Linked DNA regions of Homo sapiens: region 2 is linked to region 1. Evidence: chromatin loops called from intact Hi-C (ENCODE). Cell type or tissue: PC-3. All regions are shown on one strand. Links, peaks and the distances in the headings refer to the core of each region. The heading gives the core; the rest is flanking DNA.

Region 1 (16,818 bases), core at 4,543-12,542:
CAGAGTCTTGATCTGTTGCCCAGTCTGGAGGGTACTGGTGCAATCACAGCTCACTGCAGCCTCAACCTCCTGGGCTCAGGTGATCCTCCCACTTCAGCCTCCTGAGTAGCTGGGACTACAGGCGCATGCCACCACATCTGGCTAATTTTTGTATTTTTTGTAGAGACAGTGTTTCACCATGTTGCCTGGGCTGGTCTTGAACTCCTGGGCTCAAGCAATTCACCTGTCTCGGCCTCCCACAGTGCTGTGATTACAGGTGTGAGCCACCATGCCTGGCCACCACATTTGTCCTATGTTTAAAATGAGCAAATATTCAGGCCGGACATGGTGGCTCATGCCTGTAATCCCAGCACTTTGGGAGGCTGAAGCGGGTGGATCATCTGAGGTCAGAAGTTCGAGACCAGCCTGACCAACATGGAGAAACCCCATCTCTACTAAAAATGCAAAAGTAGCCTGGTGTGGTGGCACATGCCTGTAATCCCAGCTACTCAGGAGACTGAGGCAGGAGAATTGCTTGAACCCAGGAGACGGAGGTTGCAGTGAGCCGAGATTGCACCATTTCACTCTAGCCTGGGTGACAGAGTGAGACTCCGTCTCAAAAAAAAAAAAGGCTATTATGGAGATTCATGCACGAGTTTATTTCTGAGTATGCACATATGTTTTTATTTCTTCTGAGCCGATATGGAAAGGTGGAATTTCTGGGTTAGATGGCAACTCCACATTTAGCTTTCTGAGGAACCGCTCAACTGTTTGCCAAAGTGGCTGCACCATTTTACATGATCAACACATACGTAATTTTAAAAATGGCTTCATTAACATGTGATTGACATACAATAAAATGCACATATATTAAGTGTATGATTTGGTAAGTTTTGGCTTATGAATACACTCATAAAACCATCACCACAATCACTTCAAAGTCATCTATCACTCCAAAAATTTTCCTTGTACCCCTCTGAAATTCATTCTTCCCATATCTCATGATACAATTGTGAGACCTGAATTTGAGTATTTGTTGTTACTGTTGTTGTTTTGCATAGGAAAACAATTGTACCAGCACCATTTGGATAGTCCTATGCAAAATGACAACAACAGCAAATACTTAAACTCAGGTCTCACAATCTGTATCATGTCTATCTCATATACAAAAAATTGTCTCCAAATGGACCATCTCTCCCCACTCCATCATTCCATTATTTCCAAGTAATCACTGTTCTTTCTGTCATTATGGTTTAGTATGCATTTTCTAAAGTTTTAAATAAATGCAATCCTATAGTATTTTTTTTGGTCTAGCTGTGTGTTTCCTCTTTGTCTGGCTTTTTCCACTGAGTGTAATTATTTTAAGATTCACCTAAGATGTTGACTGTCTCAATAATCCATTCCTTTTTATTGATGGGTAATATTCCATTGAATGTATATACCACAATTTGCTTACTCATTCCCCTGTTGGTGGACATTTGGGTTGTTTCCAATCTAGGGCTATTCCAAATGAAGCTGCTATGAACGCTCATGCACAAGTCTTTTGCAGACATATATTTCATTTTTCTTGGGTAAATATCTGAGTGGAATGTTTCTGTTACGTGATAGCTATATTAATATTAAGCATTTAAGAAACTTCCAAACTGCTTTTGAAATGGCTGTGCCATTATATATCCTCACCCGCAGTGAATGGGAATTCTAATTCCTTCACATCCTCACCAATACTTCGTACGGCCAGTCTCTTTTTTTTTTTTTTTTTTTTTGAGACGGAGCTTCGCTCTTGTTGCCCAGGCTGGATTGCAATGGCATGATCTCGGCTCACTGCAACCTCTGCCTCCCGGGTTCAAGAGATTCTCCTGCCTCAGCCTCCCAAGTAGCTGGGATTACAGGCGCCTGCCACCATGCTCGACTAATTTTTGTATTTTTAGTAGCAACGGGGTTTCACCATGATGGCCAGGCTATTCTCGAACTCCTGGCCTCAAGTGATCTGCCACCTCAGCCTCCCAAAGTGCTGGGATTACAAGCATGAGCCACTGCACCCAGCCCAGTATTTTTAATTCTATTGATTCTAATAGGTGTGAAGAGGTACCTCTCTGTGGGTTTAATTTGCACTTCATGAGGTCAAGTGTCTTTTCATGTACTTATTTGGTGAAATATGTGTTCAAATCTTTGCCTATTTATAAAATTGGATTTTTTTAAACTTTGGTTTTGAGAGTTTTTTAAAAATATGTATATAACAATACATATGTTATCTATATAAAATATACTTATATATAAAACAAAATATATGTTATATATATAAAAATATACTTATATATAAAACAAAATATATGTTATATATAAAACTATATACATGTATGTGTATATATATGTATATACATATTTTTGAGACAGAGTCTCTCTCTGTTGCCCAGGCTGTAGTGTAGTGGTGCGATCTCAGCTCACTGCAAACTCCACCTCCCAGGTTCAAGCAATTCTCCTGCCTAAGCCTCCTGAGTAGCTGGGATTACCGGCGTGCCACTATGCCGGCTAATTTTTTGTATTTTTAGAAGAGACAGGGTCTCACCATGTTGGCCAGGCTGGTCTTGAACTCCTGACCTCAAGTGACCTACCCACCTTGGCCTCCCAAAGTGCTGGGTGTTATACATTATTGATAGAAGTCTTTTATCAAATATGAGCTTTGCAAAAATATTCTCCTATTCTGTGGCTTACCTTTTCATATTCTTAATAGTTTCTTTTGAATAGCAGAGATTTTCAATTTTTATGAAGTCCAAAATATCAATTTGTCCTTTTTAGGATTGTGTTTTGGTATCATATCTAAATTTTTTTTTGCCTAATGGACGACCAAAATTTTCTCCAGTTTTTGTTTCTGTAGTTTTTTAGTTTTAGATTTTTAACAATCAATTGCCACATAATTAAAATTTCAGAAACCCATAGATTTATGATCAATTGTTTTTTTTCAACCAGGGTGCCAAGAAATAGCCTTTTCAACAAATAATGATGAAAAATTGGATATTCACATATGAAAGGAATGTGGACCTCTAACTCACACCATACACAAAAACTAACTCAAAATTACTTATAGATCTAAATTTAAGAGCTAAAACTATAAAACACGTAGAAGAAAATGCAGAATATTTGTGACTTTGGGCTAGGCAATGGTTTCTTAGATATAACAAAAGCACAAATAACAAAAGAAAAAAAAATCTATAGCTAAGTTAGAAACTTTTGTGCTACAGATGATACCATCAAAAAACTGAAAAGACAACTTACAGAATTGGAGAAAACATCTGCAGATCATATGAAGGAATTGCATCTAGAACATACAAAAATACAATTCAACAATTAAAAGACAAAAAAACCCCAATTTAAAAATGAGCAAAGGATTTGAAAGTACATCTGAAGAAGTTATATAAATGGTGAATAACACATGAAATGATGCTCAACACCATTAGTCATTAGGGAAATGCAAATCATAACCACAATGAATTACCACTTCGTATCCACTATGATGGCTATAATAATTTTTAAAACACAGAAAATTACAAGTGTTCGTTAATGAGGATGTGGAGAAACTGGAAACCTTGTACATTGCTGGGAATGTAAAATGGTGCAGTCACCGTGGAAAACCATTTGGTGGTTCCTCAAAAAGTTAAACATAAAATTACAAGACGACTCTTCAACTCTACTCCTAGACATATAATCAAAAGAATTGAAAACAGAGACTCAAGCAGATATTTGTATGCTAATGGTCATTGTAGCACTGTTCACAATAGCCAAACAGTGGAAACAACCCAGTGTCCATCAACTGATAAACAAAATGTACTGCACACATACAGTGGAATAGTATTCAGCCACAAAAAAGGAATGACATTCTGATACATGCTACATCATGGGTGAATCTTGAAAACATTATACTAAGTGAAATAAGCTAGACAAATATTGTATTATTCCACTTATAATATTTATAATAGGCAAATTTATAGCAACAGAAAGTAAATAATAGGTTACCAGGGGTTGGGAGTGAGGAGAGATGGGTAGTTAACAGGTGCAGAGTTTCTGTTTGGGGTGCTGGAAAAGTCTTGGAAATAGAAATAGTGGGGATGATTGCAAAACATTGTGAATGTAATTAGTGCCACTAAATTGTGCTCTTAAAATGGTTAAAATGACGGTCGGGCGTGGTGGCTCGTGCCTGTAATCCCAGCACTTTGGGAGGCCAAGGCGGGCAAATCACGAGGTCAGGAGATCGAGACCATCCTGACTAACACGGTGAAACCCCGTCTCTACTAAAAATACAAAAATTTAGCTGGGCAGCTGAGGCAGGAGAATGGCGTGAACCCGGGAGGCGGAGCTTGCAGTAAGCCGAGATCGCTCCACTGCACTCCAGCCTGGACAACAGAGCGAGACTCCGTCTCAAAAAAAAAAGGGGGGGGGCGTTAAAATGACATATTTTATGTTACATTTATTTTACCACAATAAGCAAACAGACAAATGCATAATGAGATACCATTTCATGTTCACTAGCATGGCTATAATAAAAAAAGACAGGCAATAATGAGTGTTGGCAAGGATATGGAGAAATTGAAACCTTAGTGAACTTCTGGTGGGAATGTAGCCTTTTGTAGCTGTTTTGAAAAACAGTTTTGCAGTTTCTTAAAAAGTTAAACATATCATTTTCATACAATCCAGCAATTCCACTCCTACTTATCAACCCAAGAGAAATGAAAACATATGCTCACACAAAAACTTGTACACAAATGTCCCTAGCAGCATTATTGTAATAGAACCAAAGTGGAAATAACTCCAGTATTTATCAACCAATGAATGAATAAACAAAATGTGATATATCCTTACAAAGGAATATTATTTGGCAAGTGAAAGGAATGAAGTACTGATACACACTACAACATAGATGAACCTTGAACAAATTATGCTAAGAGAAAGAAGCCAGTTACAGAAGACTAAATATTGGATGCTTTCATTTTATAGAATATTGGTAAGAACCAAATCTGTAAAGACAGAAAGATTAGCTGTTGCTTAGGGCTGAGGAGGAGACAGTAGGGGAAATGAGGAGTTATTGCTAATAAGTACAAGGTTTCTTTCTGGGTGGACAAAAATTTTCTATAGATTGTGGTGATGGTTGTCCAACCCAGGGAACTTACTTAAAACATTTGACTTAGGCTGGGTGAGGTGGCTCATGCTACTGGAATCCCAGCACTATGGGAGGCTGAGGAGGGAGGATCACTACAAGTCAAGAGTTGGAGACCAGCCTGGGCAACATAGTGAGACCCTGTCTCTACAGAAAAATTTAAAAACTAGCTGGGCATGGTGGTGCACATGGGAGGCTGAAGCAAGAGGATCCCTTAAGCCCAGGAGTTTGAGGTTACAGCAAACTATGATCATGCCACTGCACTCCATTCTGGGCAACAGAGTGAGACCCTAACTCTAAGAAAAAAATAAATTAAATAAAATTAAAAATGTAAAAAGTGTACATTTTAAATGGGTGAATAGTTTGGTTTGTAAGTTATATCTCATAAAGCTCTTGAAGAGTCACTTGTGCATGTTTATGTGGGTCTATTTCTGAACTCTCTATTCTGTTCCACTTATCTGTTTCTAACTTTATGCTAATGCCACACTGTTTTGATTACTGTGGCTTTATATGTCTTGAATCAAGTAATGTAAATCCTCTGACTTTGCTCTTCTTTTTCAAAGCTGTTTTGGTTATTCTAGGTCCTATGTATTTTCATATGAATTTGAGAATCAGTAGCTTGTCAGTTTTCACAAAAATGCCAGCTAGAATTTTGATTGTGATTGCATAGCATCTGTATTAGTCCATTTTGTGTTGCTACAAAGGAATATCCAAGGCTGGGTAATTTACAGACAGAAGAGGTTTATTTGGCTCACGGTTCTGCAGGCTGTCCAAGCATGGCACCAGCATCCACTTGGCTTCTGGTGAGGCCTCAGGAAGCTTTCATTCATGATGGAAGGTAAAGGGGGAGCAGGTGTGTTACATGGCAAGAAAAGGAAGCAAATGAGAGATGCCAGACTCCTGTAAACAACCAGCTCTCTTATGAATGATAACTCACTCATTGCCATAGGAGGACACCAAGGCATTCATGAAGGGTCTGCCCCATGACCCAAACACCTCTTACTAGGCCCCACCTCCAACAGTGGAAATCACATTTCGACATGAGATTTGGAGGGGACAGATATCCAAACCATATAATTCCACCCTGGCCCCCCAGATCTCATGTCCTTCTCATGCTGCAAAATATAATCACCCCTCCTTAATAGTCCCCCAAAGTCTTAAGTCATTCTAGCATCAACTCAAAAGTCCAAAGTCCAAAGTCTCATCTGAGACTCAAGGCAAGTCCCTTCCGCCTATGAGCCTGTAAGACCAATAACACGTTATTTACTTCCAAGATGCAATGATGGTACAGGCATTAGGTAAACATTCCCATTCCAAAAGGGAGAAATTACCCAAAAGAAGTGGGCAACAGGCCTCATGCGGGTCTGAAACCCAGCAGGGCAAACGTTAAATCTTAAAGCTCCAAAATAATCTCCTTTGACTCCATGTCCCATATCCTGGGCACACTTGTGTGAAGAATGCACTCCCAAGGCCTCAGGTGGCCCTGGCCCTGTGGCTTTGCTGGGCGCAGCCCAAGTGGCTGCTCTCACAGGTTGGAGTTGAGTGTTTGCAGCTTTTCCAGGCTGAGGGTGCAAGCTGCCAGTGACTCTACCATTCTTGGGCCTGGAGGGTGGTAGTTCCATTCCCACAGCTCTACTATGCAGTGCCTCACTGGGGACTCTACACAGGGGCTCCAACCCCACATTTTCCCTCAGCACTGCCCTAGTTGTGGCTCTCTGTGGGGGCTCTGCCCCTGTGGCAGGCTTCCGCACCCAGGCTTTCCTATATATCTTCTGAAATCTAGGTGGAAGCTGCCAAGCCTACTTCACTCTTGCATTCTGTGTGCCTGCAGACTTAACACCATGTGGAAGTTGCCAAGGCTTACAGCTTGTGCCCTCTGGAGCTGCAGCCCAGGCTGTACCTGAACCCCTTTGAGCCAATGCTGGAGCTGGAGTGGCCAGCGTTGGGAGAGTAGCGTCCTGAAGAAGTACAGGGCAGCAGTGACCCAGCCTGATCTCTAAAACAAGTCTGTCTGTCTAGGCCTCCAGGGCTGTGATGGGAGGAGTGTCCTGGAAGATTTCTGAAATGCCTTCTGAGCCTTTTCCCCATTGTCTTGAATATTAGCACCTGGCTCCCTTTTAGACGTGCTAATTGCTCTAGCAAGGTTTGCTCCCAACCGCAGCCTGCTTGGATTCCCCTCCTGGAAACTCCCTTTCCTTCTCTACCACATGGCCAGGCTGTGGATTATCCAAACTTTTATGCTGTGCTTCCCTTTTAATGATAAGTTCCAACCTTAGGTCATTCCTCTGCTCCCATATCTGATCATAGGCTGTTAAAAGCAGCCATGGCACTTCTTGAATGCTTTGCTGCTTAGAAATTTCTTCTGCCAGTTACCCTAAGTCATCACTCTCAAGTTCAGCCTTCCACAAAGCTCTAGGACATGGACACAATGCAGCCAAGTTCTTTGCTAAGGTGTAACAAGGGTGACTTTTACTCCAGTTCTCACTAAATTCTTCATTTCTTTCTTCTTTTTTTTTTTTTTTTTTGAGACAGAGTCTCACCCTGTCACCCAGGCTGGAGTGCAGTGGTGCGATCTCAGCTCACTGCAACCTCTGCCTCCCAGGTTCAAGCAATTCTCCTGCCTCAGCCTCCCAAGTAGCTGGGATTACAGGCACCCATCACCATGCCTGGCTAATTTTTGTATTTTTAGTAGAGACGGGGTTTCACCATGTTGGCCAGGCTGGTCTTGAACTCCTGACCTCAGGTGATCTGCCCACCTTGGCCTCCCAAAGTGCTGGGATTATAGGCGTAAGCCACTGCTCCCAGCCAAGTTCTTCATTTCTATCTGATACCTCCTCAGCCTGGCCTTCACAGTCCACATTTCTATCAGCATTTTGGACACAATCATTTAACCAATCTCTGATAAGTTCCAAACTTCCCCTTGTCTTCCTGTCTTCTTCTGAGCCCTCCAAACTCTTCCAACCTCTGCTCATTACACAGTTCCAAAGCCACTTCCACATCCTCAGGTATCTTTATAGCAACATCACACTCCTGGTATCAATGTTCTGTGTTAGTCTGTTTTGCATTGCTAGGGAAGAAATGCCTTCTGGGTCTTTTCCCTATTGTCTTGAATATTAGCACCTAATAATATTTATAATATTTATTATTTATAAATAATAAATATTTATATTTATAATAAAATTATAATAAAGGGAGCCTTGAATAAAGGCCTTTATTATAAATTTATAAAGACTGGGTAATTTGGCCAGGTGCGGTGGCTCATGCCTGTAATCCCAGCACTCTGGGAGGCTGAGGTGGGTGGATCACTTGAGGTCAGGAGTTTGAGGCCACCCTGGCCAATATGGCGAAACTCTGTCTCTACTAAAAATACAAAAATTAGGTAGGTGTGGTGGCTCACGCCTGTAGTCCCAACTACTCGAGAGGCTGAGAGGCAGGAGAATTGCTTGAACCTGCTGAGTGCAGTGGTGCGGAGATCGTGCCACTGCACTCCAGCCTGAGCGACAGAGTGAGACTCCATCTCAAAAAAAAAAAAAAAAGACTGGGTAATTTATAATTATCAAAGACTGGGTAACTTATAAAGAAAAGAAGTTTATTTGGCTCACGGTTCTGTAGGCTGTACAAACATGGCACCGTCATCTGCTCAGCTTATGGTGAAGCCTCTGGAAAGTTTTTTTTTTTTTTTTTTTTTTGAAACAGAGTCTCGCTCTGTCACCCAGGCTGGAGTGCAGTGGCACAATCTTGGCTCACTGCAACCTCTGCCTCCTGGGTTCAAGAGATTCTCCTGCCTTAGCCACTCAAGTAGCTGAGACTACCCATGCATGCCACAATGCCTAGCTAATTTTCGTATTTTTAGTAGAGACAGGGTTTCACCATGTTGGCCAGGCTGGTGTCGAACTCCTGACCTCAAGTGATCTGCCCACTGTGGCCTCCCAAAGTGCTGGGATTAAAGGTGTGAGCCACCATGCCTGGCCAGCCTCAGAAAGATTTTACTCATGGCAGGAAGAAAAGAAAAGAGGGAGTAGGTGTGTCACATAGTGACAGAGAGAGCAAGAGAGAGATGCCAAGCTCTTTTAAACAATCAGCTCTTGTGTGACCTAATACAGCAAAAACTCACTCATTACCGCAGAAGGGCACCAAGCCACTCAGGAGGGATCCACCCCTGTGACCCAAACACCTTTCACTAGGCCCCACCTCCAACACTGGAGATCACATTTCAACATGAGATTCAGAGGGAATAAATATCCAAACCACATCAGCATCTATAGATCAATTTGGGGACAATTGATATCTTAACATTGTTGAGTCTTCTGACCCATGAACAAGGCATATCTAGTTTTTTTTTTATACAGGGTTTCACTCTGTCACCCAAGCTGGAGTGCAGTGGCTTGATCATGGCTCACTGCAGTCTCGACCTCCCACATGCCTGTAGTCCCAGCTACTTGGGAGGCTAAGATGGGCTCAGGTGATCCTCCCATCTCAGCCTCCCAAGTAGCTGGGGCTACAGGCGTGTGTCACCATACCTGGCTAAATATATATATATATATATATATATATTTTTTTTTTTTTTTGTAGAGACGGGGTTTGCCATGTTGCCCAGGCTGGTCTTGAACTCCTGGGCTCAAGAGATCTGCCCACCTCAGCCTCCTAAGGTGTTGGGATTACAGGCGTGAGCCACTGTGCCCAGACTATTTATTTATTTAGATATTATTTAATTTCTTTCAGCAATATTTTATGGTTTCCAGTTAGAGGACTTCTACGTATTTTGTATTTTGTATTTTACGTATTTTATATTTTTGATGCTATTACAAATGGCATTTTACTAATTTGATAAATTAATAAATGTATGAATTTTCACTGTTAGCATATAGAAATATAATTAATTTTTGTGTATTATCTTGTATCCTTCAACCTTGCTAAACTTGCCTATTAGTTCTAGTTGCTTTTTTCTGGGTTCCTTTAGATTTCTACATAGACAGTCACGTTGTGTGAAAATTGAGACAATTTTACTTCTTCAATTTAGCTGGTTTTTTTTCTTTTTTTTTCTGCCTGATGGAATGGCCAGGACTTCCAGCACAACGTTGAATAGAAAAGGGGAGAGAAGGTGTCTTGTTCCTAGTCTTAGGGAAAACTATTCAGTCTTTCACCACTAAGTGTGATAGTAGCTGTGGGGTTTTTGTAGATGTCCATAATTATGTTGAGGATATCCCTTTCTATTCCAGATTTATTTAGTTTTTATTAGGAATGAATATTGGATTTTGTCAAACGCTTTTCTGTGTCTATCAAGATAATCATATGGTTTTCTTTTTTACTTTGTTAATATGGTGAATTATAATGAATGATTTTTCTTTTAGAGATGGTATCTTTTGTTGTTGTTGCCCAGGCTGGCCTTGAACTCCTGGGCTCAAATGATCCTCCCACCTTAGCCTCCTGAGTAGCTTGGACTACAGGCATAAACGACTGCAACTTGCTCAATTATTGATTTTGAATATTTTATTTACTTAGAAATGGAGTCTTGCTACATTGCTCAGACTGGTCTTAAACTCTCAGCCTCAAGATATGCTCCCAGCGTTGGGATTACAAGTGAGAGCTGCCACATCTGGCCCGATTTTGAAGATTAAACTAGCCCTGTATTCCTGGGATAAACTCCACTTGATCATGATATGTTAACTTTTTTTTTTTTTTTTTTTTTTTTTTTTGAGACAGGGATTCCAGAGTATTTTCTTCTAATGTGTTAATCTGGTTTTGGTTCTAGCCTCAAATAATGAGTTGGAAAGAATTATGTTTTCTTTAATTTATTTTGGAAGAGTATACGTAGAATTGGATTCTTTCTTCCTTAAATGTTTGGTAGACTTCATGAGTAAAGCCATATGGGCCTGAAGGTATTTTTGTAGGAATGCTTTCAACTTTACAAATTCAATTTCTTTAAGATATACAGAGCAACTCCTGCCATCTTTTTGTTTGTTTCTAAGTAATTGTTATTGAGATATAATTAATATACCATAAAACTCAACTTTTAAAGTGTACAATTTAGTTATTTTTAATATATTCAGGTTGTAAAACCACCACCACTAATTCCAGAATATTTCACTACCATCAACCCACCAAGAAGAAACTCCATAACCATTAATAGTCACTCCTCATTTCTCCCATTCTCCCAGTTCCTGGTAATCACTCATCTGCTTTTTCTCTGTGATTCAGATTAATACCAACTTAGTTCCAATAGTATATAAAATATTTGCTCCTATATTGCTTCACCTCCCTCTTTATGCTTTTATTGTCACAAATTATATCTTTATAGGTTATATGCAAATATTTATAATTATTGCTTTATGCAGTTGCCTTTTAAACCAGATAAGAAAGAAGAATTACAATAATAATATGTAAACATTGTCTTCTATATTTACTTATGTGGTTACCCTGACTAGTGTTCTTTTCTTTTCTATTCTTTTTTTGAGACAGAGTTTTGCTCTTTCGCCCAGGCTGGAGTGCAGTGGCGTGATCTCAGCTCGCTGCAACCTCTGTTCCCCGGATTCAAGCAATTCTCCTGCCTCAGCCTCCTGAGTAGCTGGGATTACAGGCATGCACCACCACGCCCGGCTGATTTTTGTATTTTTAGTAGAGATGGGGTTTCACCACATTGGCCAGGCTCATCTCAAACTTGTGGCCTCAGGTGATCAGGCCGCCTCGGCCTCCCAAAGTGCTAGGATTACAGGCATGAGCCATCGCGCCCCGCCTGACGAGTGTTCTTTATTTCTCTGTGTGGATTTGAATTATTGTCTAGTGTCCCTTCATTTCAGCCCAGAGGATGCCACTTAGCATATCTTTTAGAGAAGTTTCTTCAATAAACTCCCTCAGCTTTTGTTTATCTAGGAATATCTCAATTTCTTCATTTTTGAAGGATATTTTTGTTGGATTCTTGGTTAATTTTTTTCTGTCAGAGATTTAAATATGACACCCCACAGCCTTCTTTTAAAATAGACTTGATTTTTTAGAGCAGTTTTACAATTTTCACAGCAAAATTGAGCAGAAAATTTCAGGAGTTCCCATATACCTCTGGACTCCCAACGGGCACAGCCTCCTCTACTACGTCTCCTCTACTACCAACGTCCTGCACAAAAGTGGTATATTTGTTACAGTCAGTGAACCTACAATGACACATCATTATCCCTCCAAATCTATGGTTTACATTAGGGTCCACTCTTGGTATTGTGTATTCTCTAGGTTTTGACTAATGTATAATGACATGTATCTACAACTATAACATCAACAGGGAAGTATCATTGCCCCAAGTATCCTCTGTGCTCTACCTCATCATCCCTCCCTCTCCCCAGTCCCTGGCAACCACTGATATTTTTACTGTCTCTATAGTTTTGCATTTTCCAGAATGTCAAATAGTTGAAATCGTATAGTATGTAGCCTTTTCAGATTGGGTCCTTTTGCTTCATAATATGCATTTAAGATCCCTGCGTGTCTTTTCATAGCTTGATAGCTTGTTTCTTTCTTTTTTTTTTTTATCTTAAAAAATAAGGATGGGGTTTCACCATGTTGCCCAGGCTATCTCAAACTTCTGGCCTCAAGCAATCTTCCTGCCTCAGCCTCCCAAAGTGCTGGGATTACAGGTGTGAGTCACCATGCCTCGCCAGTAGTGTGTTTCTTTTTAGTGTTTAATAATATTCCATTAACTGATGTACCACAGTTTACTTATCCATTAACCTACTGAAGGACAAGTTTTGGCAATTATGAATAAAGTGGCTAAGCTGCAGTAAACCTCCATGTGCAGGTTTTTGTGTGAATGTAAGTTTCAACTCCTTTGGATAAATACCAAAGAATATAAATATGGTAGGAGTATGTTTAGTTTTGTAAGAAACCACCAAACTGTCTTTCAGAGTGGCTGTACCATTTTGGATTCCCACCAGCAATGAATGAGGGTTCCTGTTGTTCTGGTATTTGATGTTTGTTAGTATTCTAAATTATGGCCATTCTAATAAGTGTGTAATGGTATCTCATTGTTTTTTAATTTTTTATCTCATTGTTTTAATTTGCAGTTCCCTAATGACATATGAGGTTGAGCATCTTTCCATATGCCTTTTTTTTTTTGAGACAGAGTCTCGCTCTGTTGTCCAGGCTGGAGTGCAGTGGTGCAATCTTGGCTCATTGCAACCTCCATGTCCCGGGTTCAAATGATTCTTATGCCTCAGTCTCTAAAGTATCTGGGACTACAGGTGCACACTGCCACACCTGGCTAATTTTTGTATTTTTAGTAGAGATGGAGTTTCACCATATTGACCAGGCTGGTCTTGAACTCCTGGCCTCATGTGATTCACCTGCCTCGGCCTCCCAGAGTGCTGGGATTACAGGCGTGAGCCACTGTGGCTGGCCTCATATGCTTGTCATTGGTATAATTTCTTTGGTGATGTGTCTGTTCAACTCTTTGGCCCATTTTTAAGTCAGGTTGTTCCTTTTCTTATTGTTGAGTTTTACGAATTCTTTGTGTATTAAGGATAACAGTCCTTTGTCAAATACATCTTTCGCAGATATTTTCTCCCAGTCTGTGGCTTGTTTTCTCATTCTCTTGATCCACACTGCCTGTTGGCTTCCATGATTTCTAATCAGAAGTCAATTGTTAATCTTATTGTGGGTCTCTTGTTTATGATGAGTTGCTTCTCTTTTGCTACTTTCGGGATTCTTTGTTTTTGGCAGTTTGATTTAATGTGCTTCAATGTAGATCTCTTTAAGTTTATCCTAGTTGGAATTTGTTGATCTTATGTGATGTGTCAATTAATATTTGCCATCAAGTTTAGGAGTTCTCAGCCATTATTTATTCAAATATTCTTTTTGCCCCTTTCTCTCTTTTCTCTCCTTCTGGGATTTTCATTGTGTGTGATAAGTGTTATGTTGCTTATATGTTAGTCTGCCCATTTGTCTCCATTCATATTTTTTCTCTTCCTCAGATTGGATAATCTCAATCTTCAAGGCCACCGATTCTTTCGCTTGTTCAAATCTGCTGTTAAGCCCCTCTTGTGAAATTTTCATTTGAGCTATTATAATTATATATTTTTTGAGTCAGAGTCTCACTCTGTGCCCAGGCTGGAGTGCAGTGGTGTGATCTCAGCTTCCTGGGTTCAAGAGATTCTCGAGCCTCAGCCTCCCAAGTAGCTGGGATTACAGGTGCTGGCCACTAAGCCCTGCTAATTTTTATATTTTTAGTAGAGATGAGGTTTCACCTCCCCAGGCTGGTCTTGAACTTCTGACCTCAAGTGATCCGCCCACCTCGGCCTCCCAAAGTGCCAGGATTATAGTCATGAGCCACTGTACCTGGCCTGAGTATAATTTTAAATTCCAGAATTTCCATTTGGTTCCTTTTTAATATTTTCTATCTCCTCATTAATATTCTCTATTTGGTGAGACATCAAGCTTTTTTGGTTGTTGTTGTTCTTTATTTTATTTTATTTTATTTATTTATTTTGAGATGGAATCTCGCTCTGTTGCCCAGGCTGGAGTGCAATGGCACCATCTTTGCTCACTGCAACCTCTGCCTCCCAGGTTCAAGAAATTCTCCTGCTTCAGCCTCCCGAGCAGCTGGTACTACAGGTGCGCACCACCATGCATGGCTAATTTTTGTATATTTAGTAGATACAGAGTTTCACCATGTTGGCCAGGCTGGTCTCGAACTCCTGACCTCAGGTGATCTGCCCACCTCAGCCTCCCAAACTGCTGGGATTACAGGCATGAGCCACCATGCCCGGCCCTTTAGTTGTTGTTCTTTAGACATGTTTTATTTAGCTGTTTGAACATACTTAAAATAGCTGATTTAACGTCTTTGTCTAGTAAGTCTAATGTCTGAGCTACCCCAGGGACGATTTTTTGTTGATATTTTCCCCCCACATATAGGCTATACTTTCTTGTTTCTTGCATTTCTTGGAATGTGGGGCATGGAACTAGGGCAGGTTAAATGCCACAATGCCACTGCACCTGGCCAAGGGACAGACTTCTAAGAATGAAGCTACATCGAGAAGAAGGAAGAGTTTTAGTACAGAGGATGGGAGCAGAAGTAAAGCCAGATAATATGAAGAGCTAGTTTTTCTGGCAGCCAAAATCCCTGGTGACTCTGCCTTTCCTAAGTCTCTAACTCACTACAGAAATCTGGAGAAGTGAGAAAGGTCTTCATTGAGCAAACATTTATTTAGCATCTACTATGTGGCAGTAGATAATTCTGCCTTAGAAGAAGACATATACATTAATAAACAGTTATATGATACAATACAATTGCATAAACTATGATAAGGAAATATGCAATGTACTATGAGAGAAAAACGGATGAAGCAGCAACTAATTGCCTGGGTATTACAGAATAAAACATTACAGATGACCTGACTTTTGAACAGCATCTTTAAATATGAGTAGTTGTAGAGGGAAAGTGGTAATCCAGTTAGAAGCATGAGTGTAGTTATAAGGTATGTTTAGGCTGAAGTGGGGGTTATAAGGAGGGATGGCAGTAGGAAAGCTGTTGAAGTGGCTAAGGGGTGGATGCTCAAGGGATTTAAACAGACCAGGGAATGTGACTGAGTTTCCTCTTTAACAAGGTGTCCCCATGGTGAGGGAGGACTTACTGGTGATGGGGAAGAACCAGAGTTGGGGAAATATATATGATAATGCTCCAAATTACACCAAAGGAGATGGAGACATGAGGAAGAGATTTAAGAGGGGTACTGCTGACCGAACTTGGTGATCAATTAGATATACAGGAAGGAATGATGTCAGCAACAGGGTGGAATAGGAATTTCCAGACTCTCCTCCACTCACAGATACATGAAATCAACATCTATTTACAGATCAATTCCCTTTGAGAGAAAATCAGGGACCAGTCGAGAGACACCCACTGGGCAACTGAGAAAACATCCACATTGAGTGGGTAGGAGAAGCCAAGCCACACTCAGGCATGGATAGCATTCTGGGCACTGTGCTATAAAACTGGGAAAGGAATCTCCAACATGTAACTTCTCTACGGTTGGTTTCTTAATCCACCAAATCTGAGAGTAGAGGGAATCAGGCATACACAAGTCTCTCTAGACCACAGGAGAAAACTGGCAGTTTTATAGATGCACAAGCACTGCTAGAGGCTGCATCTCCCGGGAAGAACGCAGAGAAGGGGCTTAAAAAATGCATCCCTCTTTCTCCCCAGAAGGGGTTTATGACACGCTCTTTCAGTGGCTACTTGACAGCCTTGCTTTTAACTAACTTGCATCAGGGAGTTAAAGAGGCAGACAAAATAGAAGCCTGCCGGCAGCCTGATAAGCAGATTGGCACTTCCCAAGCCTTCTTTCCTGGTTCACTCCAGCAATAACTCCAGGTCTATTAATCCCTTCTGGAAGGAGACTGTCCACACAAGCACCCCAATGTTTACAGTTTCCATCTGAGGAACTGCATCCTAAATCTTCTAGCTCTAGTAACAGAGGGGATCTAAGCATATTTGAGTCTCTCTAGTCCACAGAAAAAAGTAGTGGTTTCATATGCAAGCATTACCAGGGGCTTTATCCCCTGGAAGCAGTGCAGAGAAGGGGCTATAGAAATGCAGCTCCTTGTTTCTCCCCAGAAGAGGCTTATGCCAAGCATCAAGTGCTTCAGTTTTTTACAGTTATCTCCCAAAGGATTCCATCCTAAACCTCTTAGACCTGGGAGCAGAAGGGACT
Region 2 (16,818 bases), core at 3,189-11,188, 81 kb after region 1:
TGAAGGGGTGCCAGTCGCTGCCTGCTGAGCTCCTGGGCCCCAGTCAGGAGGGGTCGGGGCCCTTGCAGAGTGCTGGGTTCGCTCACTGCATTTCCTTCCGACATGTTGCCCAGGTGCGGCTCCACACCGCTTGTTATGACTTCACCTGCGACTAACCTGCTGCCATCCCTTGGTCTCTGCCACAAGCGGAAGTCTGAATGGCAGGCCCTGGGCCCATATTGGCCTTTTTTTTTTTTTTCTATTGAGACAGGGTCTCACTCTTGTCACCCAGGCTGGAGTGCAGTGGCACAATCTTGGCTTACTCACTGCAACCTCTGCCTCCCGGGTTCAAGCAATCCTCCTGCCTCAGCCTCCCAAGTTGCTGGAACTACAGGTGCCTGCCACCACACCCGGCTAATTTTTGTATCTTTAGTAGAGACGGGGGTTTCCCCATGTTGGCCAGGCTAGCCTCGAACTCCTGAACTGAAGTGATCTGCCCACCTCGGCCTCCCAAAGTGCTGGGATTATAGGCATGTGCCATTGCACCTGGCCTGAATTAATACTTGAATTGGATCAAACCAGGGCAATCAAATGAATCCTAAGTGACATAGGTGGGATTCACCTCATGAGGATGCCATATAAATTCAAGTAATATCTGTATGTATATGATTCTTCTTTATAAAGAGACCATGGACTCTTAGGGCGGGAGAATAGGAAGAAGCATTTATTAGATAATTTGGACCAAGGCGTCATAGTTATAGAAAATACTGAAAGGCCAAACATCAGGTGCTTTCTTTTTAGCGGCCTGGTCCCAATTATTTCAGGAGTAGGACATTATTGGTATTCTAAATGTGACCCTTCTTAAAATCATATCTCTCCTTCTGAGCACAATGGTTAAGATTTTCAAAATGGATAGGTACATACAAAGTTCTTTATTTTTGAAGAAGCAGCTATTTCTAATCATGGACTTTCCATCAGTAAGATTGTTATTTGAATTGTTGATGGTGGCAATGGAAAATATTTAGAGTTTACAAAAGAAAAAACTGCATTAGATATGAAGGAACCAAAAGTTCCTTTTTTCTTTATGACATAGAAGAAATCTTAGAGCAAGAAAGCATCTCAGGGATGATAATGCCACAAGGCAATGTCATAGGTTTATACTGAAAGACAAGGATATTTTTTTTAACAGTGCATACTGTACAATAAAATTAAAGTTCCCTAAGTATGAAGTCAATTTCAATGGGCATCCTGACAATCAAACACTGATAAAAGTTCTGAGTACCATTTATTGTCCAATAAACTAAACTGGATTCACAGATTACTTGTCTACTTGGAATACAGCAATAAACACCAGTAAACAACCATTTTATCCAATTTAAGCAGAAGTCATTTCTTTATTAAGTCATTTGCCAATCTCTCTTGCACTTAAAAGCAGATTAAAATGTGTAACATATGGTTAATTACCTGTAAAAACAACAACAACAAAACCTCTCAAGTACACTGATTTTAAAGCTTGGTTGTGTTCCTCACCATTCTTTACGAATAGAAGCTGCAGCACCAGGGGAAAAAAAAAGTTGCAGAAATATTTTAAGGATCATACGCATGTTATTCCTTATTATTATTATTTTTGAGATGGAGTCTTGCTCTGTCACCCAGGCTGGACAGCAATGGCATGATCTCGGCTCACTGCAACCTCTGCCTCCTGGGTTCAAGCAATTCTCCTGCCTTACCCTCCCGTGTAGCTGGGATTAAAAGTGCCCACCACCAAGCCCAACTAGTTTTTGTATTTTTAGTAGATATAGGGTTTCATCATGTTGGCCAGGCTGGTCTTGAACTCCTGACCTCAAGTGATCTGCCCACCTCAGCCTCCCAAAGTGCTAGGATTACAGGCCTGAGCCACCGCACTCAGCCCTCGTGTTCTTCCTTCTGTTAAAGGATCTAAAGTTGAGCTACAGCCTAGCCAGACATCTCTGAGGTTCAATAAAGTCTCTGGGCAAAGACACAGCTCTGGGAAAGATTGAATAATCTAAAGAACTAAACTAAAACCAAGAAAATTCAGTCCGTCAATAATAGTGACGGGTAGAAGCAGTTCAGAAACTGAGTTCACACCAGCTTATGAATTGATCGTACATTTCTCTTTCCAACTCACCATTCAATGCCTTCATCTTGGTAGTTTGAATGGTGAGTCATGGTGAGAGTATTTACACCATAGAAATTAGAAAACACAACAAACTAGGGCTTGGTTTGCTATGAGCTGACTGTTAAATATATACTAGCATACTGGGTTCCATCTTACTATTAGGCTTTTTTTTTTTCTTTTTGATACTAAGTCTCGCCGTATCGCCCAGGCTGGAGTGCAGTGGTGCGATCTCAGTTCACTGCAACCTCTGCCTCCCAGGTTCAAGTGATTCTCCTGCCTCAGCCTCCCAAGTAGCTTGGATTATAGGCGCCCACCACTACAGCCGGCTAATTTTTGATTTTGAGCAGAGACGGAGTTTCACCATGTTGGCCAGGCTGGTCTTGAACTCCAGACCTCAAGTGATCTGCCCACCTTGGCCTCCCAAAATGCTGGGATTACAGGTATGAGCCACCACACCTGGCCTACAGGCTATCTTTAAATTGCTGTTTGGTTATTTTTCCTAAGCAGAGATTGAAAATACAATTGTTATGTTGATAGTTCTGTAGAAAGTTCTATTGGGTAATGCTGCTATGAATATTTTCATCTAAGAAAGTTCCTGGCCAGGTGTGCTGGCTCATACCTGTTATCTCAGCACTTTGGGAGGCCAAGGTGGGTGGATCACCTGAGGTCAAGAGTTCGAGACCAGCCTGGCCAACATGGTGGAACCCTGTCTCCACTAAAAATACAAAAATATTAGTTGGGCGTGGTGGTGGGCACCTGTAATCCCAGGTACTCGGGAGGCTGAGGCAGGAGAATTGCTTGAACTGAGGAGGCAGAGGTTGCAGTTGAGCCAAGATGGCGCTACTAGCATAGTGACAAGATCTATACTCTGTCTCAAAAAAAAAAAAAAAGAAAGAAAGAAAGTTCCTTCATATCCCTTCATAGCCAAATTCCTTCTCAATAAAACAAAAACCAAAAAGCTACTGATCTGATTTCTATCACTGTAAATTAATAGTGCCTGTTCTAAATTCAAATAAATGTAATCATACAGTATATGTTCTTTTATATCTGGCTTCTTACCTCAGCACATTTTTTTTAGCATAATGTTTTTGACATTCATTCATGTGGTTACTCACATCAGTCATCCACCTCTTTTAACTGTCAGTGGTGTGCTGGAGCCTGCTCAGATTGGCTAATGAGAATTAATTCTGCATATACAAAGCTCTTCTCAAATCTACATTCAGTGACCTCACATTGATGGTGGGAGTATTTAAACCATGACACAATTGCTATGAATCTATGTTCTTTTTTCCTGAAAGCCAGTCATAAAATATTTGCTAACATATCACTGATTCTGTTTTAAATAACCTTCATCAACAGTGATAAAAAAAAAGAAAGAAATGTTGGTTTGCAGCATCAGGATCTGTTTAGGCAGGAAAGGACAGGGAAGGGTAACTGTTATCAGTTCAAAAATGTAGCTGCATAATACAACCCCTTAAGTTTTCTCCTTTGGCTTACAACTAGCTGAATGGGACAATTTTCCCATTCTACAGGAGAGTAGAATGTCCTTTCTAAAATTTTTCATCTGGGATTTCTTCATTTGACTCAAGTGTCTATCAAAAAATTTTAAAGAAGGAAACATTCTTCCTATGTTTGGGATGTCACTAGACAAACCAGTTCTCCGTAATTAGGGATTGCCAATGCCTATTAGATTAAGAAGAATGGCACAAGCCTATTAAAAAAAAAATTAAGACCCTGTGTCAAAATAGGCCATATTTGTTATCCAATACCATACCGAATTTTGGCAATTCCACTCAATTTAGAACTGGTTCTAAACTATCCCTAGCTGATGCCTCCATTTCCCCACCACCACCCCAAATATCATTCTAAATGCCTACAGCTCTTCTTAAGCTACATACTAATTCTAACTCTCAGAGAAAACAGAAGCCATTAGGTGTCAAGTCTTTATACTTTGCTGGTTATGTTGAACAACTAATAGTTTTCCATCAAACAATACAAGAATCAGTATTTTTGTTTCTGAGAATGAAAGAAGATGGGAGATAATTCATTTTAGGGACATTACATCATATAGCTTTAGAGGATACTATTTATATTCTAGTCTATGCAAATGGCACCTGCTAGACTTGGCCTGTTCACAGATCACAATACTATTTTAACTTCCTCAGATGACCCAGACACCATATACAAACTGGGCATGATATCGCTGTCAGTACTGCAAGGTTGATGTCATTAATTGTGTGTGGTATGTGAAGTCTCAACACTGGTTACACCTAGGCACAAGAAATTTGTGTTGTGCTAGTTAATCTTGGAAAAAACAAAGTAATGCCAAAAAGTCTCTATTTTTAATGTACTGACAGGCTGTGCTAGTAGTACCCCAAAGAAATAAAAGAAGCAACAACTCCCTCCCAGCCCAGATATCAGTTTGTTCATCTATTTTAATACCTCATTTTAGATAATATAAGTAAATGTTCTATGTGAGCTGTAAAGCGCAACATTAGGTATTAGCAATTATTATTATTACTTTTTTTGAGACAGAGTCTCACTCTGTCACGCAAGCTGGAGTGCAGTGGCGAGATCTTGGCAGCCTCCACCTCCTGGGTTCAAGTGATTCTCCTGCCTCAGCTTCCCGAGTAGCTGGGACCACAAACGCCGGCCATGACACCCGGCTAATTTTTGTATTTTTAGTAGAGACAGGGTTTCACCATGTTGGCCAGGGTGGTCTCAAACTCCAGACCTCAAATGATCTGCCCGCCTCAGCCTCCCAGAGTGTTGGGACTACAGGCATAAGCCACTGCGACTGGCCAACAATTACTTTCTATAATATTTTACCACAGTGGCCTCTGATAAGGAAGGAGGAAAGCCCATGTTCTAAGATTAGCTTAATCTGAAAATCTAGGATCTGAGGGGAAAGTTCACATTTCTGATAGCAATGGCAATACTCTAAACACGCTTTGAGATTGAAGAGAACATACACTGGACCATATAGGGGTCTTCTACTCCTCACAATCAGGTATCTTGGTTTTGAAGGGATGGAGACAGAAATATCTTTTAGACCTTCAGGAAAGTCATGGGGACAAGTATTCATATTTTTTGAGCTTAAATGTGGCTGGGAAATCTGAAAATGTGAACATCTTATCTAGCATTTCCCAACACTAGAATGTCACTCTAGACATCAGATAGCTCTTCCTTCTTGACTATACATTAAAAAATTTAGTGGGAAGAAATGGAGACAATTGTTGAAACTTAGCAGGAAGCCTACTATATTAAATACTTGAATATTAGTTGATTGACTGACAGAATTTGTTTTTTTTTTTTTGATATAGAGTCTCACTCTGTCGCCCAGGTTGGAGTACAGTGGTGCAATCAAGACTCACTGCAGCCTCAATCTTTCAGTCTCAAGTGGTCCTCCCACCTCAGCCTCCTGAGTACCTAGGATGACAGGTGCTTGCCATCATACCTGGCTAATTGTTTTAATTTTTTGTAGACAGGGTCTCCCTATGTTACAGAGGCTGGTCTTGAACTCCTGGGCCCAAGTGATCCTCCCACCTTGGCCTCCTAAAGTGTTGGAAATACAGGGGTGAGACACTGTGCCCGGCTGACAGTAGAATTTAAAAGACTTCTAAGCTAGCAATTAAGTGTATTTTCTAATAATCTAATTTTTATATACTACTTTAACAAAACTAGAGAAAACTTCATTATTTCTTATTTTATTTCTTTTTTTGTTTTTTGAGATGGAGTCTCGGTCTGTCATCCAGGCTGGAGTGCAGTAGTGCGATCTTGACTCACTGCAAACTCCGCCTCCCAGGTTCAAGTGATTCTCCTGCCCCTACCTCCGGGGTTCAAGTGATTCTCCTGCCTCAGCCTCCCAAGTAGCTGGGACTACAGGCTGCGTGCCACCACGCCCAGCTAATTTTTGTATTTTTAGTAGAGACAGGGTTTCACCATGTTGGCCAGGATGGTCTTGATCTCCTGACGTCGTAATCCGCCTGCCTTGGCCTCCCAAAGCACTGGGATTATAGGTGTGAGCCACTGCGCCCTGACCTATTTCTTATTTTCTTAGTGGTTACTATGGCAATTACAATTAAAATCCTAAATTCATAACAATCTAGTTTGAATTGTTACCAACTTAGCCTGGACAGTATAAAAAACCTTGCTCTTATACAGCTCTGTTTCCCTCTTTATGTTGTTGTTATAAATTACATATTTTACATGTCTTTCCATTAACATATAATTATTGTTTTAGGCACTTTTCTTCTTTTTTTTTGAGATGGAGTCTCGCTTTGTCACCAGGCTGAAGTGCGGTGGTGTGATCTCGGCTCACTGCAACCTCCGCCTCCCAGGTTCAAGCGATTCTCCTGCCTCAGCCTCCCGAGTAGCAGGGACTACAGGCGTGTGCCACCACGCCCAGCGAATTTTTGTATTTTTAGTAGAGATGGGGTTTCACCATTTTGGCCAGGATGGTCTTGATCTCCTGACCTCATGATCTGCCTGCCTTGGCCTCCCAAAGTGCTGGGATTACAGGTGTGAGCCACGGCGCCCGGCCTAGGCATTTTCCTTTCATGAATGAAAGAAGAGTTACAAACCAGCAATACTGGTTTTTATATTTACTTATATAGATACCTTTACAGGAGTTCTTTATTTCTTCATATGGCTTTCAGTTACTGTCTAGCATTCTTTCATTTAATCCTGAAGCATTCCCTTTTAGCATTTCTTGTAGGACAGGTCTATTGGCAATAAACCTCTTTATCTTTTATCTGGAAATGTCTTAATTTCTCCTTCACTTCTTAAGGACAGTTTTGCCAGATTATAGAATTTCTGTATTCTTAAGCCTATGTATGTGTATATATATATACATATATATACTTTTTAAATAAAGAAGCTAACTTACCAAGTAGATTCTCCACAATTCACAATGCATTTTAATCTATTGAAGATGCAAGAAGATAAATTGTAGTGTGGGCTGAGATCAGTGTTGAACTGAAGATAGGAAAGCTTTTCAAGGAATTAGTTGCTGATTGTACCTTGATAATTAAATACACAAACCTATGATCCTTTTAGACTTACTTAATTAGTATCAAATGAGCTTACTTAATTATAGCTGTAAATTAAATGCATAGGGTTTGCCTCATCTCAAAATAATTATATGTGCATTATAATGTGAATTATGGAACATTAATTTGTAGTTTATCGATTACTCCCTAAACAGAGACTGAAACTCATTAGGACAAAGTTATTATTATAGCAGTTTTGATAAATAGCTCCTAGAAGACGTTTCTGAATAACGTTTGCATACAAGTTATTTAAAGGAGAACTATACATGTGTCAGAATTAGTAGTACACACATTTATTACAAAACCCTGGTTCAGAAAAGTGTGCTCCCTGAGGTATTCAGGTAAGAGGCATATACACTTATATGTATGTATATAGTAATATCTCCCCGCTCATTCGGCACAGAGTTAGACCAACTTTTTCAAGTTTATAGTAGAAGCTGTAATTACCTTTTAAAAAAGTATTTTAACATAAATAACTACAGATCAAACTATTACCTCTAGTAAACCAGTTCTTAGCATCCCCCAAATACAGAAAATAATAGATTAACTATCATATTAAGAAAGCTTCTGTTATGTCTATTATACTCAAGAACCACACAAAGAGGGACATAACTCTATATCGTCTGTGGATACTATACTGTGGGTAGCTATCTTTTTTTTCCTTCCTTCTCCAATTTAATCTGAGAACAAACATTTGCTGCTAGAAAATGAACAGATAATTATTAAAGGCATAAATACAGACTAATTAGTGAGAGAAAACATTCTAACTCTAGAGTTTTTTTTTTTTAAGGAAATGACTATGTTTATTAATTGGGAAGAGCTGAGTACAAACGGAGCTCACTCAATATACAATTTAATACCTTTTAATTTGAGATGGGGAGGAGACTCTAACCACAAATTAAAATATTTCAAGTGTAATTTCATGAACAAGCCTTAGATTTTTCCTTAAATATAAAATGGATTTAAGTAAAAATGTGAGATTTTCATGATTAAAATAGACAAACTTTTCAGACTAGCCAGCTCTTGTCTTACATGCTTTAAATGCACCCACTGTTTTTCACATTTTCCTTTTCCTGCTCTCTTGTGAGACAACTCCCACTGACCACACCAATAACTGTGGCTGAGCTTATATTGTTTTCCTTCATTTTTTCTTCAATATTTTGCACTGCGAAACTGCTGCCACAAAGCCTGAAGACTGCACTTGATTGCTTACTGTAATACTAACATTTGCTAATTAGGAGTAGTGTGGCATTATCAGGCTTCAAAAGCAACAGCAATGAAGGCTGAGCAGCTATGTCAAGGCTTTCCTCAGCATGTGGTATTTTTAACTTTGGCCACCATAGCTTTTTCCTCACTATATTTGTAGTTTTCTGCCATTTTCTCTCTTTAACTACAGAGACTGAAGGGAAGACCTAAGCATAATAATCCTGTTTTAATTCAGCTCAATTTGGGCCTAAAGCAAACATCGAATTACTCATGATTAATTCTAAGGAACATAACCTACTCTCATGTCCAATGGGTCTATGTTTGAATCTAACTAGTGGCTTCCCCTCATCTTTCACTGCCTTTCAGTCCTGTTTTTCCTTGTGTTAATCCCCAAAGTGACTGAAGAATCATAACTTGCCATTCTCCTACTACACAAAATTTTTGTATTATGCAACTCACATTTCAAGGAACTTGTATTATTATCCTTGTATCATGTGTTCAAATTCAAATTAAACTCAGACCACTCTATAATAAGTGACAAGATGCATGAGGGCACTGTGATCTAGGCAACCATAATTATACAATTATTGATGAAGTTCGTGTTGATAAACAATGCAAACATTAGGAAATACTATTTTGCAATTAAGTGATGAAGAAAGCTGTTTACTGCCTTCCATTCTATCCTCTGTTAATAAGATCGAAGTTGCAGATGTTCATGTATGCTGCATTGATGTTAAATGGTGCATGATGCTCTAGGTGGTTCCCATAACCTTGCTTTGTCTACTCTGAACTGACTCAATTGATATGATAATATCGAAAAAATGCAGGGCTGAACTGGCACAATTTGCATAGCCTTGAAATCTGCCATTAATGGACAGCCAACTGCTTCTAAAAGTTCTTGTTCAGTTGTCACTGACAACAATGTATTAGACAAACAATATTTTGAAATTAACCACACAGGTGGGGATATCACTTACTGAAGCTTTTATCTCATCAAACAAGGTACACATCAATGTATTTATAAAGCTAGCAATTGGGGACTTTGTGATCTTTTTGGGAGTTCAATTACTATTAGAGTAAGTATTAATATAAAGAAAGCAGAAATCATTCAGGGGTCACAAAACAGTGGTAGTAGCACTTGCAGCTTTTTGACACAGGTATAATATTTAGAGAAACACCTTTCTCCCTTTCACAAAACCTATATTTCCATTTCATTATTAAATAAATATTATGTTTTAGATTAAGAAATAAAATCTTCAATGTTGTTCAATATTGCACTTTACTAATTAAAAAATCATCAGGTAAGAGACTCCATATAAGAATGGTAGGAATTACTCTGATGCATGAAAATGAAATGACACACTAGAGAACCTCAAACACTGAAGAAAACTGAAACACTTGCAAAAATATACTGAACAGAGAAGTAGAAAAATACCATAAATATAAGGGAGAACCAGAAATCTTTGAGTTTAGAATTTATGGGCACATATGGATAAAAGACAGTACATTTGCCTTGGGGCAGGGGGTAGGGGATGGACAATTAAACAATTAGAAGAGAAAAACTGCAAATAAATTAGAAGAATACAATTTTGAAACAAAAATTCTAGACAAGCTGATACAGAAAACTTAGTGCTAACAAAGGAATAATACAAAAGTGAAACACAGTGGGCTGCTCTGTACTACCTAGAAGTTAATATTAAATATTTAATTCCCCAAAGAGGAAATTCCCACATGACTAGTTGGATAAGACGTGGGCTAAAGGAATTTAGAGAAGCACCAGATAAAAGAAAATGTGCATACATATAATTAACATTTTACAGAAGGGCAGCAAAAGTGTTTTTTAAAATAAAACCAGGCCGGGTATGGTGGCTCATGTCTGCAATTCCAGCACTTTTGGGAGGCCAAGGCAAGAGGATCACTTGAGGCCAGAAGGTAAGACCAGCTTGGGCAACATACAAAGCCCCATCTCTACAAAAAAATTAAAAAATTAGCTGGGTGTGGTGTCACTTGTTCTCCTAGCTACTCAGGAGCCTGAGGCGGGAGCACTGCTCCAGCCCAGGAGTTCGAGGTTACAGTGATCTATGATTGCATCCCTGAACTCCAGCCTGGGTGGCAGAGCAAGACCCTGCCTCAAAAATAAACAAACAAATAAAAAAACCAATTCTTTCACTTAAGTCAAAGTTTGAACAATAGCTTGTTTTAACTTTTTGTTTATACTTGGTTTAAATCCTAAATTGAGACCTTTCATTCTGAGCATTAGTTTTATTACAAGACTAGAATATAAACATAAAGGAAAATGGGGCCACTGTACACCGTATCCATTGCCCCTCTTAACTGAACTCATCCCTGTGGGAAGACTGAATCTGTTCATAAGAACTGTACTTCCTATCTGATTAATATCAGATTAAACCTTCAAGAGGAGCTCTTACAGAGCATCTGGTTGAATGTGGTACAGATGCCTGGTCAGGGTTATTCCTGCTCTTTAACAGTTTCCCAAGCAATCCAGAAGGACAGAAAAATATTAATACGGATTAAAGTAGGTTGCAGGTACTAATGGCAGCCTAGGTAATTCAGACCAACTGTCTTATCAAGAATTAGAACATCTGGACATATTTTTAAAAAATCTGTTTGAAGGCATTGAAGTCCTAACAAAAGAATGAAGAATTACCAGGCTATAATACAGAGGATGATAGAAACCCAGAGAAGTGAGTCTGGTGTTTGATGCTAGGAGGACAAAGTCTGGAACCCAGTCTGTCAAGAGTAATGGGCCTAGTTAAAATCTCCTTATCTCAGGGTGGGAATCAAAAGGATTAAGGGTGTGTGAACAGGCAGTAGAAAGACCTAGACAAGGGATTGTAGCTTAGCCTCTAATCATCTAAATCTTTAAACTTAGATGAAGATAAATATAGTGTGCCAATGTCCCCATGCCTGCCAAAAGCAAACATGAATCATCCTATACTTCAAATTATTTCTATAAGCAATTTTGCAAATACAACATATCACCCACAATAAAAAATAAACAGTAATACAAAGAGGCAAGCAGGAAATTAAAACCAGCAGAAATTACAGCTTAATAAAGCAGTTCCAGATATTGAACTTAACAAACAGAAACTTTGAAATAGCAAGAGTTAAAGATAAAATCGAGAATTTTAACAGAGGACTAGAATACAACAGGTTTAAATGGAAATTGAAAGTAAAAATTTAGTGGATAGTTTTAATAGAAGCTTAGACACAACTTAAAAAAGAATTAGTGAACTGGAAGATAGAACAGAAGAAAATACCCACAATGAAGCCCAGTGAAGACAGATAAGATGCATTCTATATAGTTTCCCAAAGTAGAACTAGAACCTATGGGTAAAAGTGATCAAGAAGGCAAATTTATGTCCAAGAGAAGGAAAAAGTTTCTAACAATTTAGGGTTTATAAAACCAAATTAAATGGACCTCTCAGGTTGTGAATGTTTTAGAGAGGGTTTCTGACTTGAGTTGGGAATGAGATAAGATGACCCCTCTGTCCCTTTCAATTTTAAGACCTTAGGATTTAGGCTAAGCATGGTGAGTCATGCCTGTAATCCCAGCACTTTAGGAGGCTGAGGTGGGTGGATTGCTTGAGGCCAGGAATTTGAGACCAGCCTGAGCAACATAGTGAGATGCCTGTCTCCACTAAAAATAAAAAAAGTTAGCCAGATATGGTGGCACACACCTGTAGTCCTAGCTACTTAGGAGGCTGAGGTAAGAGGATCCTTTGAACCCAGGAGTTTGAGGCTACAGTGAGCTATGATCATGCTACTGCACTCCAGCCTGGGTGATAGTGACTGAGTGAGACCCTGTCTTAAAAAAAAAAAAAAAAAAAAAAAAGAACTTAAGATTTTATAAGAATTCAGAGAGTGATCAGGTAGAAAAATTAAACTCAGGAGAATAAGTTTTGAAAGACCACAGTATGATCCAATAAATGTAAAAGTATATATATTATGTGTGAATGCAAGCACTCAGTAGAAAGATGTCTAGAAGTAATCACTAAATTGTTAACAAGGGTTATCTCTGGGGATAATTTTAGTAAATATTTTATAAGAGGGAATATGGTAAAGATGATATCAGTAACCATGAGATCAGAGTATTGCAACTAAGGGTATTACATTAGAGGAGGGGTTCTCAAACTTTTTCTCTTAAAAAATTATTGAGGTCAGGTGCACTGGCTCATACCTGTAATACCAGTACTTTGGGAAGCCAAGGCAGGAGGATTGCTTGAGCCCAGAAGTTTGAAACCAGCCTGGGCAACATAGTGAGACCCTGTCTCTTTTTAAATTAAAAAAAAAAAAAAAAAAATTGAGTGCATCAAAAAATGTAAGCCAGGAAAAAAAAGAAAAAAAAATTGAGGACTCCAAATAGATTTTGTGTGAGTCATATTTATTAATATTTACTGTATTAGAAAATAAAATGATCTCAGAAAATTTCTGAATAAACCTACATTTTAACATATTTTCATAAGAATAACTATATATTCCAAACAAAAATATTAGTAGAGAGTATGACATTTAAGTTTTTGCTAATCTCTTTAATATCTGGTTAACAGAAGTCAGCTGGATTCTTAACATTTGCTTCAGTATTCAATCTGTTGTGATATCATACATTATGTAGTCTCTGGAAAACTCTACTGTCATTGAGAGTCAAAAAGGCAAATAATATATTTGAATTACTGTGAAGTAGTTTTGATTTCATAGAAGAGATTCCTTGAAAGAGCCTCAGAAAGGGCACCCCCAGTGAGTCTATACTTTGAGAACCACTGCATTAGATTAAGGGCTATAGCTGTCACTATGCTGGGAAGGTGGCCCTGTTCACTTTAGATAAGGTATAATTACCAGGTATGTGTCAGTTCTGTTGTGCTCACAGCTGTGGCTAGTGGGATAGGCCAATAAGGAATTCATGTTCTGCAACTTAGAAAAGATCCCGAACAGTGCTTATGTGAAAGCAAGCTGGCCAACAAGAATATTTTAGACTTCCCTAGTCAGATAAAGTACCACTGTGCTGATCCTTTTATGTAGTAATGGGCCTGAATTACATATCCCAACCTGTAATTGCTTTTTCATTGTTGGAAACAAGTTTTATATAAATGCATTAGACAAACTATACTAGCTGAAGCCTGACATGGAAGAACTAACAAAGGTCTCCAAAGTGAAGGCAGACTTATCTCCATATTAGAATACTGATAACTTAAGACCAAGATAGAAACCCAACCCAAGATAGATGGGGATCTGAAACCTGCAAAGCATGGCAGCTGCCCCTTTCTGGACCACCAAAAAATTATTTATTTATTTTTAATTTTTAAAAAGTTATTTTTTTTAGTAGAGACGGGGTCTTGCTATGTTGCCCAGGGTGGTCTCAAACTCCTGGGCTCAAGGGATCCTTCTGCCTCAGCCTGGGATTTTAGGCATGGGCCATTATGCCTAGCCAAGAGAAATATTTAAAAATAAAATAGTAAAGGGTCCACAGCCTACCTTCTACTATGAAAAGCATGATTTGGCCCATTTGATGAGAAAGAAAATGAACAAGCCCTTGAGACTCTCTTCTACTAGGCCCCTAACTTTTGAAGACTTAAAATAACCCAGTCACAGGTGTTGCAGACACCATTTTCTTCCTTAATTGGGAAGTCAAAGGCTCTATTTCAGATAATTTACTACAACAGTTTGGTGCCAGAGTATTTTTAATCTTTTTCCCATGGTATTACATCCTGACAGTGAAATAATATTTTATATTTGCCTACGCTTTAAAAATAAAAAGTCTGAGAGAATGGTCTCTATGAAATAAGAATTATATCCTATTCATCAAATAATTCTCTTAATATGACATTCCCATTACATTAACATCTAGACCTGGGCTTGTTAAAATATGGCCTGTGGGCCAAATCTGGCTAGCTGCCTATTTTTATAAATAGAGTTTTATTGGAATACAGCCACACCCATTTGTTTATATACAGCTGTTTTCACGCTACAGAGGGAGAGTTGAGCACTTGCAATGGAGGTAGTATGCCCTGCAAAGCAGAAAATAATTACTATTTGACCCTTTATAAAAAGTTTGCCGATTCCTGATTTAAACATGTAGTCTATTAGAACTGAAAGATATATTAGAGATTTTTTAGCTACTCCTTTTACTTTATAGTTGAACAAAATAAGGCCCAGAGAATTGAAAAAGCAGTACACGGAGCACACAGAAGACAAGAGGAAGCTTCCTAGCACATGGGATTCCCTCTTTGTTATTTTCCAGCTTACTCATTCCACACAAGGAATGCTCTGCCTAAAGCAAGAGTCCTGCCGAGTCTCTTAAAAGCCACATATGGTGTTGGCACAGAAACTGTTTTTTCAACACCTGGGTAACCAGGCTGTGTAGGTCCCAGGAGTGCACCAGTACCCTCAGCTTCAGCTTTAGCCAGTCCCTGAGGAGTTAGATCTGAGAGAGAGCCACTTTCAAGGCCCTGCCTCATTAGTCCCTGCTGCTACCGATCTAGCTCAGAGAAAACTGGTCCTTCTCTCATGCCTACTGCACCAAGGCCAGTCTTGAGTGAAGAGGCTTTGTTCAAAGAGGATTTGTTAATTAAGTCATCACTGTACTAATAAAACCCCAGAGCTTCAGCCAGTAGTAGTCTATGCTACTTTAGGGTTGCTGAATGTATATGTTTGTAACTAAAAGGAATATGTTCTTTTAGAAACAACTGATATGTTTTTTAAAGTATGAAAATAAGACATGGAAAATACAGAGTATCTAAATCATCTTACCCCCAGCACACTGGCATACTCACTCTTGCTACTTTGTTTTTGTTTTGTTTTTTGTTTTGAGATGGAGTCTCGCTTGCTCGCCTGCTCTTGCTCGCTCTGTCACCCAGGCTGGAGTGCAGTAGCGAGATCTCGGCTCACCGCAACCTCTGCCTCCTGGGATCAAGCGATTCTCCTGCCTCAGTCTGCCATGTAGCTGGGATTACAGGTACATGCCACCACGCCCGGCTAATTTTTGTAATTTTAGTGGAGATGGGTTTTATTGTGTTGGCCAGGCTGGTCTGGAACTCCTGACCTCAAGTGATCTGCCCCCCTCGGCCTCCCAAAGTGTTGGGATTACAGGTGTGAACCACTGTGCCCAGCCTCTCTTGCTACTTCGTAATAGCAGGTAATTTTATATTCTGATTTGTTTATACTCAAAGTCCTCAAATAAGTGATGAAGTTTCACAAAGTGAATGAACCCACTGTGTTAGTTTATTTTTCATGTAACATAATATATATAGTTTCAAGTTGCTACACTATTATACATAAAAGTGACATGAATGTCTTCACATGTAGATGCTCCCAGACTTTTGATTATTTAAATTCCAAGAGCTGAAATTGCTGTATAAAAGGATATGAAAACTTTTACCAATTTACACTCTAGCAATATTAAGAGTATATGACTACACCCTAAGTATCAAATAACAATTCTTTTAAAAAATTCTCCTATCTCACATATTCTAATTTGAACTTCTTTATGAAAGTCCCCTATGTCTTCTAACATATCCAGGTTCAACCTATAGAATTAATCTTCAGTAATTAGAGCTCAGCTGAGCATGGTGGTTCATGCTTATAATCCCAGCACTTTGGGAAGTTGAGGTGGGTGGATCACCTGAGTCCAGTAGTTCAAGACCAGCCTGGGCAATATGATGAAACCCTGTCTCTACAAAAAAATTTAAAAATTGGCCAGGTGTGGTGGTGTGCACCTATAGTCCCAGCTACTCGGAAGGCTGAGGTGGGAGGATCACTTGAGTCTGGGAGGAAGAAGGGGTTGCAGTGAGCTGTAATTGTGCCACTGTACTCCAGCCTTGGCAACAGAGAGAGACCCTGTCTCAAAAAAACAAACAAAAACAATAACAAAAAACACAAACTAGAGCTCATATTAGTCTCAACCACAACCAGGATGACACTGCCAGAAAGCCATTAAAAGTCTGATTTTAAAAGAAAAGCTCATTAATAAAAGCAAAAATGTACGAAGGTTCAAATAAGTTTGATTGAATGAGACATGGTTTCACTCTATTGCCCAGGCTACATTGCAAGTGGTATGATCATAGCTCACTGTAACCTCGAGCTCCTCAGCTCATGTGATCACCTGCCTCAGCCTCCTGGGTAGCCAAGACTACAGGCGTGTGCCACCATGCCTGGCTAATTTCCATATTTTTTTTGCAGGGTCTCACTATGTTCCCAGGCTGGTCTTGAACTCCTGGCCTCAAGTGATTCTCCAGCCTTAGCCTCTCAAAGTGTTGAGGTTACAGGTGTGAGTCACCCTACCAGGCCAAAAAAGCTTTATTGAAAGTATTTATGGTGATATAGAGCATGTAAGATATTGATCTTTCTGCATCTCTCGCAATAAAAAAAATCAAGCTAATGTGGTATTGATATATTATATAAAACCTGCTTAAAACCCACTTTAAC

The links. Peaks named below come from ENCODE experiments on the same cell type or tissue, not always from the same donor. Only the 100,000 strongest peaks of a DNase experiment are listed, where the experiment ranks them.
Region 2: a loop joins it to region 1, with 2.0 times the contacts of the local background. A loop is called at or near these places in 3 of 110 quality-filtered maps.

Annotation. Positions count from the first base shown.
Region 1 is chr10:74,720,830-74,737,647 of GRCh38, reverse strand. No RefSeq gene overlaps it. Among named protein-coding and RNA genes, the nearest start is that of KAT6B, 97 kb to the left of the region's middle. In PC-3, for the core only: no CTCF peak of the experiment used is centred there; a DNase peak (open chromatin) is centred at 9,217; H3K27ac peaks cover 389 bases.
Region 2 is chr10:74,638,242-74,655,059 of GRCh38, reverse strand. All of the region lies in intron 9 of ADK (adenosine kinase), which reads right to left. It also overlaps the pseudogene NDUFA8P1 and the pseudogene POLR3DP1. Among named protein-coding and RNA genes, the nearest start is that of ADK-AS1, 120 kb to the right of the region's middle. RefSeq lists an enhancer at 1-201. In PC-3, for the core only: no CTCF peak of the experiment used is centred there; no DNase peak of the experiment used is centred there; H3K27ac peaks cover 525 bases.